Regions from separate parts of the Homo sapiens genome. Here region 2 is linked to region 1. A link is a loop called in an ENCODE intact Hi-C map of the cell type or tissue named here. Cell type or tissue: endothelial cell of umbilical vein. All regions are shown on one strand. Each heading gives the region's core, and the rest is flanking DNA. Links, peaks and the distances in the headings are about the cores only. Region 1 has its middle 55 kb from the start of TRIM67. Region 2 overlaps FAM89A (family with sequence similarity 89 member A).

The links. Hi-C counts contacts between places; a loop is a spot of excess contacts. Peaks named below come from ENCODE experiments on the same cell type or tissue, not always from the same donor. Only the 100,000 strongest peaks of a DNase experiment are listed, where the experiment ranks them.
Region 2: a loop joins it to region 1, with 2.3 times the contacts of the local background. A loop is called at or near these places in 6 of 110 quality-filtered maps.

The regions. Positions count from the first base shown.
Region 1 is chr1:231,102,597-231,110,932 of GRCh38, forward strand. No RefSeq gene overlaps it. Among named protein-coding and RNA genes, the nearest start is that of TRIM67, 55 kb to the right of the region's middle. In endothelial cell of umbilical vein, for the core only: no CTCF peak of the experiment used is centred there; DNase peaks (open chromatin) are centred at 3,885 and 6,565; H3K27me3 peaks cover 357 bases.
Region 2 is chr1:231,024,044-231,032,379 of GRCh38, forward strand. All of the region lies in intron 1 of FAM89A (family with sequence similarity 89 member A), which reads right to left. It also overlaps the pseudogene LOC644006. Among named protein-coding and RNA genes, the nearest start is that of MIR1182, 8.3 kb to the left of the region's middle. In endothelial cell of umbilical vein, for the core only: no CTCF peak of the experiment used is centred there; a DNase peak (open chromatin) is centred at 4,768; H3K27ac peaks cover 1,172 bases.

The DNA of each region.
Region 1 (8,336 bases), core at 52-8,051:
GGGCAGTCTAGTGCCACTGTCTTTCACGTCATAGGCATTCCTGAGGTGTCTAATAATTCTCAATTGATTATTCCTATTTAAAAGTGAGATTCTAAAATCTTTGTTTGGAAGCTTCATGTGAATGGATGAGAACTTTTGACTTTTTCGTTTCCCTGTAGGGTGATCAGGTCGGAAATTCTTTGTTGGAAAACTCCCAAAGGCCATTCATGCTGGTTCTTTTCTCTTGGGCTCATTCATTTCCCTAGAGAAAAATCCTCCAACCTCCTGCCTATTAACATTCCATGCACAAGATAGGTGGAAAACTGGAGATAGGGTGTCACCATTCAGTACTTGGACATTTACATACACACTCATGTTCAGTTGCACCTGGTGCCCCACATTCAGAAGGAGACTCAACCTCCAGTTTTCTGCTGGGGCAGGGTAGAGGCAATTGCTTAGCTGTGGAGAAGAGGGGATCCTGAAATATAACTACCCCTTGTAATAATTTCAATGGATCCTCCTATTTTTGTCCCCACCTCCTACCCCTGTTTTTAGAGGTACCTGGAACCTCCAATCCCGGTGCCTTTTTGGAGCTGTAGTTAGAATTGGTTTGCTTCTTCTTGGCTTCCTTGCCCATTCCCACTGCCCGCTCTTGTGGTCTCAGGTTCTGCTCTGACTACTGAGTCAAGTGCCATTGGTCTATCTGCTCTCCAGCTTCCAAAATGACGTCCACATCACTCATTTGAGATCTTTTCTCTCATATTGTGGAATTATACTTGTTTCTTTCTTTCTGCAATTTTAGTAGGCAGTATGAGGGGGAAGAAAGACAAATATGTATGTTCAACTTACCATGCTTAACCAGAAGTCTTTTCATAGGTTTCTATGCCATCGTTGTTGTGGTGGTGGTGGTTGTTTTTGAGACAGGGCTGTCTCTGTCACCCTAACTGGAGTGCAATGGGATGATCACGGCTCACTGCAACCTCTGCCTCCCAGGCTCAAACGATCCTCCAATCTCAGCCTTCTGAGTAGCTGGGACTACAGGCATGCACCACCACACCTGGCTAATTTTTGTGGTTTTGTAGAGACAGGGTCTTACCATGTTGCCTTAAACTCCTGGACTCAAGTGATCTGCCCACTTCAGCCTCCCAAAGTGCTGAGATTACAGGCATGAGCCACTGCTCCCAGCCTGTATGCTGTTTTTTAATTCATTTTTTGGTAACTTACCAATTTATGTTCTTCCTCCACTGATAAGATTATTCTTCTTTCTTTACTAATATTTAGGAGCTCTGTACATATAAAGGTATGATTATTTTAAATATATTGTTTTCATTTCAATGATTTTTTAAAGCATGTTCTGATTTTCTGGTGGACCAGAGTACTGGCAAGAATTTTTATTGCCTGCATTTGCATTTGTGAAGTTTGTGAACTAAAGCCTAAATGATATCATGGCACACTCTATAAATGAATAGTTTATAACATCTTGAATAAAGTGGCAGAAGAATTGAATCAGCCATAGCATATGATAATATAAATATGCAGAATTCTAAAGATCCTATTCTCTGGAAGGCAGTACCATTTTCATATTTGAAAGTGGTTGCATGGAGTGTTCTGTATCTGTATGCACCAAATAAAACAGTCTATTAGCAGGGAAGAATGCCTTTCTTCCCACTTCCAGTAATAATCGAATTAGATAATAGTGAATGTATATTTAAATAATGCTGCAATGCTAATGTTATCCTCCAATGACTAAAACAGCTTTATAGAATTATTATTTGAAGATTGCTTCTTGGTAAAATTTTAATTATCAGTTCTAATTTTCCAGGAGTTATAAAATAAAAGTTTAAAGTTTTTTATATTGTTTTATACAATGCCCTTATATAAACAACCTTTCTTGGCTTTAGGTTTTTAAAAATCAAATGCAGAAACAGATGAAATACCAAAACAGTTCTAAGAGGACATCTTTCCACTATGAAACCTGACATCAGTAACTGCACACAACTAACAGTACCTGTCACATTACATTCCAGTTGTTCATATCAATTTTATTAGTTTTGTAGTTTGGGGGTATTTAACTTTTAGATTTGTGTATTAGTCAGGGATCTCTAGAGAAACAGAACCAATAGGGCATGCGCACGCGCACGTGTGTGTGTGTGTGTGTGTGTGTAGAGAAAGAAAGAGATTTATTTTAAGAAATTGGCTCACACTAGCTGGGCACAGTGGCTCACACCTATAAACCCAGCACTTTGGGAGGCTGAGGCTGGAGGGAGGATCGCTTGACCCCAGGAGTTCAAGACCAGCCTGGGCAACATAGCGAGACCCTTAAGTCTGTTTTTTTTAAAAATTGTTATATATTAAAAAAAAAAGAAAGAAAGAAATTGGCTCACATGATTATGGAGGTTGCAAGTCCAAAATCTCCAGGGCAGGCCAACAAGCTGGAGACCCAGGGGAGAGCTGTTTTACAGTTCAAATCCAAATGCCCTCTCCTGACAGAATTCCTTCTTGCTGGGGAGAGAGCAGTCTTTTTCTATTAAGGCCTTCAACGGATTGGACGAGGCCCACCTGTATTGTGGAGGGTATCTGCCTTACTCAAAGTCCACTGACTCAAATGCATTAATTTCATCTAAAAGGAAACCTTCATAGCAACATTTAAAACAATGTTTGCCCAAATATCTGGGTACCATGGCCTAGCTAAGTTGACACATAAAATTAAACATCACAATTTGTTTTGGTTTTAAGGTTGTATAAGAGCCACAAGGATCAGGATTTCAAATCTTGCCTTAAATACATATTTTTGAAGTGTTTTTAATAAAAACACTTTAACAGCATCGGGGCAGTGGCGGGGGTGGGGAGTGGGGTCTGTACTTTTTTTCTTTTAAAAGCATCTGAACTGTCCTCAGGCTGAAGAGCAGTCTTCCAGAACTGAAAACTTGCTAAAGATTTTCCCCCTGGCCAGGCGCAGTGGCTCAAGCCTGTAATCCCAGCACTTTGGGAGGCCGAGACGGGCGGATCACGAGGTCAGGAGATCGAGACCATCCTGGCTAACATGGTGAAATCCCGTCTCTACTAAAAATACAAAAAATTAGCCGGGCGTGGTGGCGGGCGCCTATAGTCCCAGCTACTCCGGAGACTGAGGCAGGAGAATGGCGTGAACCCGGGAGGCGGAGCTTGCAGTGAGCCGAGATCGTGCCACTGCACTCCAGTCTGGGCGACAGAGCAAGAGTCCATCTCAAAAAAAAAAAAAAAAAGATTTTCCCCCCAAAAAACTTAAAAGCAATCTTCCTTCAAAGATGAATCCTGCCTCTGCCCATAACACAGAGAGGGAACTTGCTGGCAGCTGCATCCAGGCCCTGGGCTTCAGGGTTTTAGAAGTGTGGCTCTGCTTATCTACACAGTATATGATCTGCTTTTTTCTCTTAACATTTGGAATAAGGCTCTATGTCTTCCTTCTTAAAAGATGTTTTCCTTATTGGTTTGATTTCTATGAAATTGATTTCAGTGAAACATAATAAAGTTATTTACAATGATCACTGGAAATAACAGCTACAATATGGCCTGGAAAAGAATATTGTGAACCAGCATTAAGATATGTTGAGGGTAATGGTGTATTATGAAGTTCATATGTATTTAGCAAAAGATTTTATATAAAAGGATCCTTTTACTTCTCTATCCTCAATTCCTGAGTAAAAAACACATCCCATGAATGTCATCTCATGCAGAAAAGAGAACTGTACTAATAGTTTCATTAGAACAGAAAAATCATCCGAATAAAAATATCAGATGATTCATTAAGCAAACCCCTACCCACTGCCTTAAAACCCTAGGCTTGCTGTCATTTAGATTTCCTGTCAGGAACGCCATATTTCAGCTATAAATAGAACATGGCAGCAGATAGAGCAGCTTTTTAATGAGGTCATTCCAGAGTCTGCATGATTTATTTTCTTTGAGTCTTTGCCATTTTTTGCTTCAGATGTGGCCCCTTTGTGATGATGATGCAACGTGACAGAATCATACCAGACTTCCAGAGCACTACCCTTGCCGCCCAAGTGCCCGCTCTCCCTCCTCCTTCCTCTCCCTCTCTGTCCTCCTTTGCACACTTGCTTTTTAAAGCCTCTTGTAAAGGGGCAGCAGTCAGAGGCTTCTGTCATATGTTTAGAGACCACCGATTGGGTCTCACTTTTGATCACTCTCCCATCAGACACTAAATGTCCCAGCTGGAGCTTGGCTCATGTCTGGCTCTCCTAAGGTTGTTTACCTTCTTTCCTGAACTTTATGATTGATGATAGGGGTGTGAGGGGTGTGGAATAATGGAGACAGACATAAGACTAATAAATTAAAAGCAATTGAGTGAGCTGAGAGTTTTCCCATCTTCCTTATTAAACCTGACTCTATAATAGCTCCTAAAAGAATAACAGAAATGGAAAACACCGTCTCTAGTCAATACCCTTTCACTCAATGTGATTTTCCAGATGCTGGGAAGGGCCCTCCAACCCCAGTTCCCCACTCTCCTTCCCCTGTCACCAGTGCATGATTATACTTACCTAGGGACAAAAGCCTTTGTTCCCAGTGGTGACAGTTTTGGTGGCTCTGGAGGCTTTAGCGTTCCCTGATTCTAGCAACACCCTGAAAGACACACCAACAGTCCTTCCAAATCTCCATGTGATCTAAGTTAGAGCTCGGAGGAAGCACAGCTTCACAAGGCCCATCCTCCCCAGCGGCCTTCCCAGGCCCTCCAGCCAGCCCACACTCTGCCTTCATCCCAGGGTTGCTTGGCTCCTACTGGGGGTCTATGGGCGGGAGTACCACAGCTGCATTACCGAGCACATTCCTGCCTCCTGGTCTAGAGGCAGGCTGAAAAAGGCTGGCTGTTGGTTTCACAACACATTTAGCAGAAGCACCTGACCTGACCTGAGCCCTCCTGGTGGAAAACCCAACCGGGTCTCCTGTGAGGTGTTTCGGTCTGGACTTGTCGGCTGAGGGACAGCTGCGTCCATCAGTGTCCCTTTCCCGGCTGGGAACTACTTGAGGGTTCCCAGGACTGTGCTTCTTTGTCTTTGTATCTCCAGTGCCTAGCACAGGAGGGGCACGTAATAAGTGCCCTTTAAATATTTGCTGAGTTTAATTGAATCTTTATCTGAACACTTAGGAAAAAAGCAAGTGACACCACATGGAACTATCCTTCAGGACGGGGCACTCACTCACTCATGGAATCAGTCCTTCATTTAATTAACATGTATCGAGGGCCAACTAAGCCTAGGTTTCCGGCTTTCTGCTTTGCCTCAGGAAAGTAAAAGTGAGTAATAGGCAATCTCTGTGCTTGTTTAGTTCATAGCCAAGAAGGGAAGACAGCTAATAAGGCAGGATTTTAGTACAGTGTGATAAGAGTGCTGATAAAGGTGCATAAGTCACAAGAGCACGAAGCCAGGCATCTAACCTCGTTGTCTGGAAGGGACGTTGAGGCAGAGAGAACAGTGGAACGTTGGCATGGAGATGTGGGAGACATGAAGTTTTGTGCAAACATCTCAGTGAGGCTCCAGTGTGGCCATCACAGGGAGATGATCATGGGAGAGACACAGAAGGAAGCAAGACCGGAGCAGTTAATGAGGCCCGAGCAAGGGGACCTTGCCTACATGCTAAGGAGGCTGGGCTCTGTCCCAGAGCACCGCAGGAGGTGATTAAGCTGGAGAGCGACAGGATCAGATTTGCATTCACTGTAAAGCCAGGTGCAGTGGCTTACACCTGTAATCCCAGCACTTTGGAAGGCTGAGGTGGGAGGCTCGCTTGAGGCCAGGAGTTCAAGACCAGTCTGGGCAACATAAGGAGACCTCATCTCTGCAACAACAAGAAAGAAAGATCACTTTAAACACTAAAGACATTACTGCTTGTACATAGAGGATGGCTGAACATAATTACCGTGAGGTAGAGAGTTTTCTCCATGGGGTCCTAGCTTTAAGCTCTGGACAATTGACTGAAGGAGACAGCCCTTAGGAGAGAAAATAAAAGCTGAAAGTGACCTGAGTTTTACTACAATTGGTTATGTTACTCTATGACTCCACACAGCTCCTGTCTACTTCCACCAAAATGGCACCACCTTCCTGTTCCTAGGGATTCCCCCTAAGACAGAGGGTGGCAATGTTACTTCCTTCCATTCCGTTAGAGGCCTTGGGTTCATGAAGTGTGGTCCCCCTCCCTGCAACTTCCTGGGGAGGGCCTTTCTGAGGCAATTAGAAAATGAGAAATTCCCTTCCTCTCCATTCAGTGCCAGAAGAGGAGTGGGAGATTACAGGACTAATGGTCATGAACAGCATGAAGAGGAGACAGACATGTTCCAGGGAGTGATGGGGGTGTCTGCAGAGCATTCAGAGGCCGAACTCTCTGTTGTTCCAGGAAAATTAAGGTGGGAATCAGGGTATGTTTTGCCAACTGCAGCAGAGATCTTCCACTCCAGATAGGGTTCCCATTTGTGTCATCTGTGGCGTGTCGCACCACCCTAATTCAAATATTATGACAAGGTAGCAACCAGACGCGTTGAAGGACTGTGAGGAAACAGGCAGTGTTAGAGTACTTCCTGCATAAGAAATGATATTTTCATTTTTAAAATCTACATTCCCCTCTTGGCAGTGGCCCAGCGATGCAGACAAGGGCTGTAACAATGGCTAATGTGCAGCTCTTAGTGTACCTGCTAACTACAGGTCAGGGCACTTTTACATCCATATCACAAATCTTGATGTTTCAGTAGCCAGTTACACACTAGCAGGCAATGCTTCCCCCCCACCCCCCCAAGGGAATAAACTCCCCTGGAATACTATGTGAGGAGTCCTTGGCATGCCGATAGGGGTCAGCTGCTCCTGATGCAAGAGGGGGCGGCTTAGACCTGCCCAGTGGCCATCAGAGCTGCCACTGGGGTTGAGCCTCCAGTGTCTGCTAATCTCAGCTTCATGAGCAGCAGGGCCACTTCTACTAGGTGGGGCCTGAAGTCTGTGGTCAGTCTGGGGAACTCAGGAGGGCATCTGCCACTGTCACAGCGTTGCCGTGTGGACCCTGCGGGTCTTGGTGCGGACCCCTGTCAGTTTGCCAAGGCAACAACCATCCCATATTTGAGAAGTGGTTTCTTCTCTGTGCCACTCTCTGTACTGGAGTTCCCTATTCCCAGCAAATTGATCTGCTTCCCAAGGTAGTAAGATTCTTCAGATTCACTCAAGAGCCATTTCCCAAGGTGACCCCACAGCCCAGGGGTGGGTGGCTTGGATGGGCCCTAGTACTAAGTTCTAGTTCTGTGCTTAGAGCTGACTTCCTGATCCTCTGACTAGTTGAGGACCCTCTGTTTCATTTTCCAAGCCACCTAGGACCTTGCTTGTTTTATTACAAAGACGCCCCCTAGAGTTTGGATCCTGGTTCTGATTTTTTATTTTTTATTTTTTGGTCACCCTTTTCTTTTATGCTGAGCCACCTTTCAGGAACTCCAGTGCCCTTTTCTGCTCCTTGGCCTGAGTCAAGACCTTGCCCAGGCCATGAAATATATTTTTACAGTCTGACAACTCAATGGGGGGACTTCTGCTTCTGGGAAGATACTTTCCCCTATTCTTCCCACTGAGTGCAGCTCAAAACCATGGACTTTATATATACAGTAAACATAAGAAGGCTCTGAAAGGTAGAAAGAAGAAGGCAGACGGGCCAGGGACCTTGGGCCCCAAGTGTCATAGGCCGAATTGTGTCCCTCCAAAATTCATATGCTAACATTTTCATCCCCAGTGATTGCATTTGAGGATAAAGTCTTTAAAGAGGTAAGGAAAATGAGGTCATTTAGAGTGGGCCCTGTCATGCCGGACCCCTACTGACTTCAGTAGAGTTGGTGCCATGTTTGAGAGGCTGAAGAAGAGACCTGGAGCCAGTGCATGAGACATAGGGTTTATTGAGGGGACTTACATACAGGGTGGCCCAGTGGTGATGGGCTGCACAGGAAAACTGCAACCACCTGTCAAAAGCATGTGGTTTACATAGCATTTTCACTTAGCACCCTCCCCTGGCAACCTCCATCTGGCAACCTTCATTCAACCCATGATGAAGCCTGCATTCCATGGGATGGGTCAAGGGTTCCAATGCTCCTCATAGATAAGGAATGAATCTCCAGGTTGGCCACTCCAAGTTATTGCTGTCAGGTACATCTGCCATATAGGCCCTAATCCAATATGACTGGTGTCCTTTTAAGAAGAGAAGATTAGGACACAGACAAATACAGAGGGAAGATCATGTGAAGACACCATGAGAAGAGAGCCATCTGCAATCCAAGGAGAGGGGCCTGAAAAGAAGCCAATCTTGCTGACACGTTGATCCCAGACTTCCAGCCTTCAGAACTGTGA
Region 2 (8,336 bases), core at 133-8,132, 78 kb before region 1:
AAACTAGGGAAAGGTTGGTATGAAAAAATGTCTTTCCTTTTTTCAATGTACATAGTTCAACTCTTTCTTTGTTACATTTAAACTACATCCATGGATATCAGTCTGCTTTGGACTCCTCTGCTAGTGTTAAAGATGGAAATAAAACCATTAATTTGAACCAAAAAAAAAAAAAGATGCATGGGTACGCGCATGTAGAAAAGCACACAGAAAGTGTCAGAGGATTTACAGATTTTATAATTACCGAAATGACTCGTTTACCTAGCAATAAGATTTTCCACATAAGATAGTATGGCTTTCACAAAAGGAAGCTGAGGCCTGGTAAAAAGTGATCATCTTGTAAATAGATTGGGTGTTAAATTCCAGGTTTACTCTTCATACCCTCCAACTTTTCTAAATTGCCAAGTGAACACTGGCTGTCTCTCTACTATGGCCTGAATAGACCATAAAAATCAGAACTATGTTTTATTACATTGCATGCACACACACACACACACACACACACACACATTTAGAGATGGAGTCTTGCTTTGTCACCCAGGCAGGAGTGTGGTGGTATGATCATAGCTCACTGCCACCTCAAGCTCCTGGGCTCAAGGGATCCTCCTGCCTCAACCTCCCATGCTGCTGGGACTACAGGTGCATACCACCATGCCTGGCTAATTTTTTAAAGAAATTCTTTGTAGAGATGGGGCCTTGCCATCTTGCCCAGGCTGGTCTCAAACTCCTGGGCTCAAGTGATTTGCCTTGGCCTCCCAAAGTGCTGGTATTACAGGTGTGAGCCACTGTGCCCAGCCTACAGAGCATCTTTTGCTAAGACACTCAAGAAGACTTCCAGATAGAGAGGTGGGTTCTGTTGCTACCACAACTACTCTTTTTTTTTTTTTTTTTTTTTTTTTTGAGACAGAGTCTTGCTCTGTTGCCCAGGCTGGAGTGTAGTGGTGTAATCTCGGCTCACTGCAAGCTCTGCCTCCTGGGTTCACCCCATTCTCCTGCCTCAGCCTCCCGAGTAGCTGGGACTACAGGCGCTCGCCACTACGTCCGGCTAATTTTTTGTATTTTTAGTAGAGACGGGGTTTCACCGTGTTAGCCAGGATGGTCTTGATCTTCTGACCTTGTGATCCACCCGCCTCGGCCTCCCAGAGTGCTGGGATTACAGGCGTGAGCCACCGTGCCCGGCCACCACAACTACCCTTGACACCAGAATTTCTAAACTTTCTTAGGAAGAGACCTCAGCTGCAGGTCGGGAGCGTGGTCTCCAGGCCCAGCTTTGCCGTCCTCTGTGGCTTGGTTGAGGTCCCGACCCTCTGCCAGCCTATAAAATGGGGGATTTGGGCTCGCTCATCTATGGTTAGCTCAAACACTTTGTGACCCTATATAAACTGTTGCTTCTCTGTCCTAAATGAACTGCAAGCGAAAGACAGACAGTTTCCAGTACTGTACTCAGGAGCAAACTTTATTCAATGGCATCTCAAAAGCATACCTTGAATAGGCAAGCAATGGGCAACTTAAGAGATGCCCAGGCCACCACACCCTAAGGCAGACACCACTGCTTGCTCTTTTTCTTGATTAGAGTTCGAAAGGATGTGTGTCTGTCAAGAGGGAGGGAAACAGCATATCTGGCATTTGTGTTTTAAAAATTATCCATAGTTTGGGAATTTTCTATTAAAAAAAGGAGAGACAGGGAAAGAAAGAAGGAAGAAAGGAAGGAAGGGAGAGAAGGAGGGAAAGAAAAGTCAGTCAGTTTAGGAATTTTCTATTGAAAAAATAAATAAATAATACAAAAAGTACCCAGATGATGCTGATGCTCAGTTCCAGCAAAGAACCAGTGATCTTGACACAAATATCTTTCTGATTTTCCTGGGCCACTTATATTTATTATCCTGTAAGCCTGGAATTTCAGGCCAGCCAAGCAGAAGAGCACAGAATTAAAAGTGCAGGCTCTGGAACCTGCCTACCTCCCTGCCTGGGTTCAGATCTTGGCTCCGCCACTCACCAGCTGAGAAACTGTGGATAAATTGCTCAGCTCCTAAAAAAAAAAAAAAAAAATCAATAGCCTCTATTCTCATTGTTAGTATTTCCATGGTTTCTTTTCCACTCTGCTAGTGGGCAGACTCACCTCAGGAAGGAGCAGCAGGTACAGCCAGGCTCTGAAAACAGAAGCGCCCCATCCCACTGTGTTCCTCCCGCTCCTCTCCCAATCCAGCACTGAGGTGGTACATGAGAAGGAACCAGATGGTCACCTTCGCTCAGAAGACAGCCAGCATAGTCAGGCAGGGTGACAACGTGCCAGTGACACTGCCTCATGAGGAAGGGAAACTCTCAAATAGGAAAAGACTTGGGATATCTTACCTCAAACCCCAAAAGGAGGACCTTCCAAACCACTGCACTCCTCTCCAAACCAATACGATTATTTTATACAAAGTCAAAGCCTCCCAGCCTGGAGGCCCCACAGAGCCCTTGATGCTGGGTGTGACAGCTGAGCATCCAAACAGATCTAATTTAACTCTCTCCTAACTACTACCCTTTAATCTGAAGGTCATTTACTTTCCACCACCCCATGCCCTAAAACAAAAACCAAACCTGTGTTCTTCTCTCCAAGCTAAATATCTCAGGCCCTTCCCCTATTTTCATTATGACCTCTCGTCCACTAACACCCGTGGCCTTTCCTCTAGACTTACTCCTGTTTTCCAGGATTCCTCTGCAGAATTGCATCTGGATGCCATCAACATGCCCCCAGGAGTCTGACTCGGCCAGCTCTGACGTCCCTATCTTTGCTAGGATTTCATAAAAGAAATAATAACTTTAATCGAGAAAGCCACACTCTCTCGGGGTCACATAGTATGTGCTCAAAAACCATGGAAGAAGATCATCTGGAATCCTAGATCTACTCTCCTGCTGAGTCCCTCTGACACCAGTAGGGTGGGTAAACCCAAGACTCGATTTCTTACCCCAGGAATGAATAATGGAAAAACACCTAAGTAGCAGTGGGCACCCTGGTATCAGAGCAGGTCTGCTTTTCTCCTTCCTGGGATGGTTTGAGGTCGGCCCAGGTAAACACAGGAGCCTGAACGCTTCTAGGTTTCAAAGGCTCTGACTCCCCATGACCCCATTCCAGCCAGACACGTGGCTCCAGGCTTTTCTCCTGACAGTGCCATTTCCAAGGTATTCCCAGGCCCACCGAGGTGATGCACCCGGCAGGGAGTCGAAAGCAAAGAGGATCTCTCCCTGGACACTTCTGCACTGTAGCACCCAGATGACTCACAAAGCTGCCTTGTCGTCAGGTGGAACACTGGCCTAGAAAGGAATCCTGACCGCCTAGGAATACAGCGCAGCCCCGCACACACCTATTACACAACCCGACACATGGCAAAAGTTCAGACGGATTTAACAAGGATTAGACGCACACACATACATATGCACACGCACACACACGCCTACACACCTCCCAGCCTCTCAATGCCACTGTCTTCAGGCACCAGACTAAACTTCCTGATTTACCAGAAATCCTCTAAATCAGCTCGGAGGACATAAGGTAAGTCACTGCACAGTAAACCAGACTTCCTAGCCCGGGCCCCTCTTCCTCAGCTGTGGCTGTTTAAACAGCGACACTTAACATTTTCTAGAGGGAGGTGGAAGATCCGTAGGCAGCACTCCACCATCTGGTCTGACTGTTCTTCAGGCTTACGCCCTTGACTCCCAACCTGCACAGCCCCGACTGTCCCCCATGACACCCTCATCCCCACTGCATCTGTGAATGCTCCTCGACCACCCGCCCTGTACCTGATTCCCTCCACTCTTCAGACTGTGATTGGTTCAGCCAGTGTTCATCCTTTGCCCTCGGCGTCTCCACCTGTCTTAGGACATTTACTACTCTCTATATTATCGGTGTGCACACAGGTCTTCTCTCTCCTGACACAGGACAAGCTCCATGAAGGCAAACACCATTTCCCTTTTGGATCTCTCAGCACCCAGCCCAGAAACTCAGAGCAGACAGGCAGATATTTGGTGAATCAGTGAAAACGCCTGGCTGCAGAGATCTCACCCTCCCAGAGAACACGTAGCCGCAGAAGTGGCCTGGCAGTGGGGTGGTGCTGGCACCCACAGACCCTCTGGCTGCATCCCTCGGGCAGTCACAGAGGTGCAGACTGAACGGGCAGCCGCCGAGTGCCCTGTACACAAGGTGTCCCTGTGGGAAGCATCAGACCACTGAGTCCCCGCGTGCCTCCCATCACATCAAGGGCCAAAGACACCCAACCAAGTTTCCTCCAGGAGCGCTCTTTAGAGGGCAGATCTGGTGGTCAGTCTCTCTACACTGAAGGTATGTGGGTCTTGGATGCAGGAAGGGGAGAGAGCAACCATCCAAAAGGACTTGATTGCAAGACATGGTTAAGTCACCATGAACAAGAACTTCTCACCCTTCCAGAAAAAGAGTGGCTGGGGAGCCGCCGAGCAAGCCACTCTCCGAGCAGAAGCAGCCTGGATCTCAACGGTGTGTTCTCGCATGCCCTTGGAGGACGGCTGGTCTCCACATTCACAGCTGGATTCAGAAAATACAGCTCTCTTTTGAAAGCACACGTTTTGAAAATGCAGACAGGCTCATTTAAGAAAAACATGGAATGCTCAAACCCTGCAATTTGTGGTCCCTTATTCTCCACTTTAAATTCAAGAACAATCAGCAGCTTCCATGGCCGTAAACTGCGAGCGCAGGTCCTTCCGCTCTCTGCTCAGGCTTCCTGCTTCCTTCCTGATCATTCACTCCTCTTCTCCCATGCCCAGAGCTCCCCTCCACCCCTCCCGCAACACACACAGGTGGCCCCGAGAGCCACAGCATTCCCAACAATGGGGCCAAACAAGCCCAAACCACCCTTGAAACTGCTTCCTTTCACTTGGGATTTTCAAAACAGTAGGCTCCACATACAAATACACTCCAGACAGGGCGGTGGCTCCCAGCTGGGTGTTAAGTCACTGAAAGTCTCTGAGTATCTCTGGAGGCTGCATGGGGGAGAGAGTTCTTCCTAACTTAAAGCAAGGACAATAGAAATATGACCACTAGGAAACAAGGCTTAAAAGATGAGAGGAACCTTTAAAAGGAAATTTGTGTTGATTTAAACCAAAACATCATGAAAAATGTTAAGATTTTTTTAGAAATTAAAAAACTGCCATTTGCAGATTACAGGCTCACGCCTGTAATCCCAGCACTTTGGGAGGCTGAGGCAGGAGGATCTGCTTGAGCCCAGGAGTTCCAGGCCAGCCTGGGCAAGATGACGAGACCCTCATTTCTACAAAAATATTTTAAAAATTGGCTGGGTGTGGTGGTACGTGCCTGTGGTCCCAGCTACTTGGGAGGCTGAGGTGGGAGGTTCACTTGAGCCCAGGAGGTTGAGGCTGCAGTGCGCTGTGATCGCACCACTGCACTCCAATCTGGGCAACAGAGCAAGACCCTGTCTCAAAAAAAAGAAAAAAAAAAAGAATGACAAAGGCCCTTGCCTAAGGCCATCTAGTCAGTGGCAGAGTGGGGAGGTGACCAGATCTGCAGGACTCTGAAATGGGTGCTTTGACAATCACCCTGCACTGCCTGTACAGGGAAGATGAAGAGAGAGGCCCCAGTCTCAGCAGTGGTATAGCAACCTGCTTGGATCACAGGCCATTTTTATTCCTGGCTTTTCTGAATTTTCTAAGTTTTCTATTGTGAAAATGTATTAACAATGAGAAAACTTTCACAGTTATCTTTTAAAAACACAATGAATGAGTAAGTATATACAGATGGCTCACAAATTTATTTTAAAGACTTGGTAAATGCCCCAAATCTAATCACAGTGTCTAGTTTATATCCACAGGCCTGGACTGTAATTGAAGAAAGCAGAGATCCAATCGATTATAACCTGATTTCTGATAAAAGATATGTTGACTGAAGGATGCTGCCCTGCATAGTGTTTAGAAAAAGCCGAAGAGAGACTTCATCAGTGTTGATGCAGTTGGAGACGGGCTATGAGCCCAGCTACCCAAGCTTGACAGAAACACCCTTGAAGGACTCTCAGCTCCCTGGTGGGTTCCAGCTCTGTGCTCACTAAACGGCTTCTGATGACCTGGTCTCCTATGTAGCCTTCTCCTCCCATGGGCGGAAACATATTCGTGTCATCTGGTCAGCTTCATCTCCTGTTAATATTTTAGACCTGCCAAGCTGAGGACTAGACTCTAAAGCGCCATCAGGATTCAGAGACAGAAGATAAACCGGGTTGCATGACTGTGCCCCCAGATTAACCCCCATTAAACCCAAAGCACATCCCACCTCTATACTTTCCAGGAAACTCCTCTACCAGGTAAAGCTGTTTGAATTGGATTTTCTGCTAACTTACAAGTGAGGGCATCCACACTGACACAGAGACTGTTCTGCAATTTAACAATTCTCAGAAGGACATTCTTGTTTATCTCTAACCTAAACTAACATTCATACAAACTAAGCCCATTTCCTCTTGTTCTGTCCTGGATATAGATGAAGAAAAGCAATTGACCATTTTCTTTAAGAAATGTCTTTGTACATTCTTTTATTTTTTTTCTGATTATAAAAATAAACACTCTAATTGTATTATAAATTCAAATGGTTCGTAATCATACAAACCAGTTCTCCTTAATTCCCTGTTATAAAATAGCAGACTTCAAATGTTTTGGTCTCCAAACACTCTAAAAAATTATTGAAGGTCCCAAAGAGCTTTGGTTTATGTGGGTTATACCTATCAATATTTACATTACTAGAAATTAAAACTGAGAAAATTTAAAAGTCACCAACCAGGTGAGGTGACTTACACCTGTAATTCCAGCACTGTGGGAGGACAAGACAGGTGGAGCACTTGAGCCTGAGAGTTCGAGACCAGCCTGGACAACATGGCAAAACTCTATCTCCACAAAAAATATAAAAATCAGCTGGGTGTGGTGGCATTTGCCTGTGGCCCCAGCTACTTGGGTGGCTGAGGTGGGAGGATCACCTGACCCTGGGAGGCAGAGACCACAGTGAGCCAAGATCTTGCCATTGCACTCCAGCCTGGGCAACAGAGTGAGACTCTGTCTCAATAATAATAATAATAATAATAATAAACCTATTACATGCTAACACAAATAACATTTTCATAAATCTTTTTAAATATCTGGCTTATCTGGTTCTGCATTTGGTCCTTTGTGACGTGCTGTTTTGGTTGAAGTAAATGAAGAAAATCTGGCCTCATACAGCTGTATAACTGGGAAATGAAGGAGTATTTCAATAGCCTTTTCAGACAATTGTGGATATTCCTCTTTGCTACCGCCCTTTAGTTGACTGCTGTTTAGTGTGGAATTTGGAACTATACCAATGAAATGTTCACACTCTATTACATTAAAACCCATCAGTCTTGCACTTTGAATGGATCTTTTAATATCAAGCACAGTCATATGAAAAAAGTGGAAAATTGATTCAATAAATTATGCAGGATCTTCCAAATGTTGGTACATTTTCTTATATAATAACCAAAAAGTCACATTTGTCAATATCACCATCATATAATTATGGACCCTCTGAAAGAATCTCAGGGGCCCCTAGAGGTCCCCAGACCACACTTTGAAACTGTGGTTCTTCAGATATCCACTTGTAGTAGTTTAGCATATATTCCTCAAAGCACTATGCACACTCATATTGTTTTTTCTCTACTGTTACCACATACACAAAGTTAGGTAAGTACTGTTTTGTAACTTTACACTGTGAACATCTTTCTATATACATATATAGTTACCATATTCTTTTCAACAATTGTACAGTATTCTATCACTATTATAAAAAATCCTGCAATACACATCCATGTATAAGTGCCATTATCCACTTGTGTGGATGCTTCTGTAAGGTACACTTGTGAATATGAAATTGTGGGGGACAAGGAGGACAAGGAGAGAAGAATGCCCAAGGCGCCTTTCCAATCCTCCCCAACCCCGGGCCTCAAGTCCAAAGCAATGGGAAAATGTAATGGGAAGAAAGACGTTTACCAATAAAGTGATTCAATTTGGACTACTTTTCATCACAAAATAATTTTATGTCTGTATTGGTATAAGAAAGAGTCAATAATTGGCTTTAGCTGTATGAAGATTTAACAGTCATACTGCAAACATTTTACATCCCTTTTGTGACCTAACTTAAACATATTTTAAAATTATATTGCAATTCTGCTTTGCTATTTAATAGAAAGCCATTTCAGAGTTTTTAAAAAATGCAATTACAAGGTCAAAAGACAGGCACATATTCAATTTCAGAGGTATTACCAAACTGCGCTCAAAAAACCCTGCAGCACTTTACACCGCCCCACCCCACCCCGCCC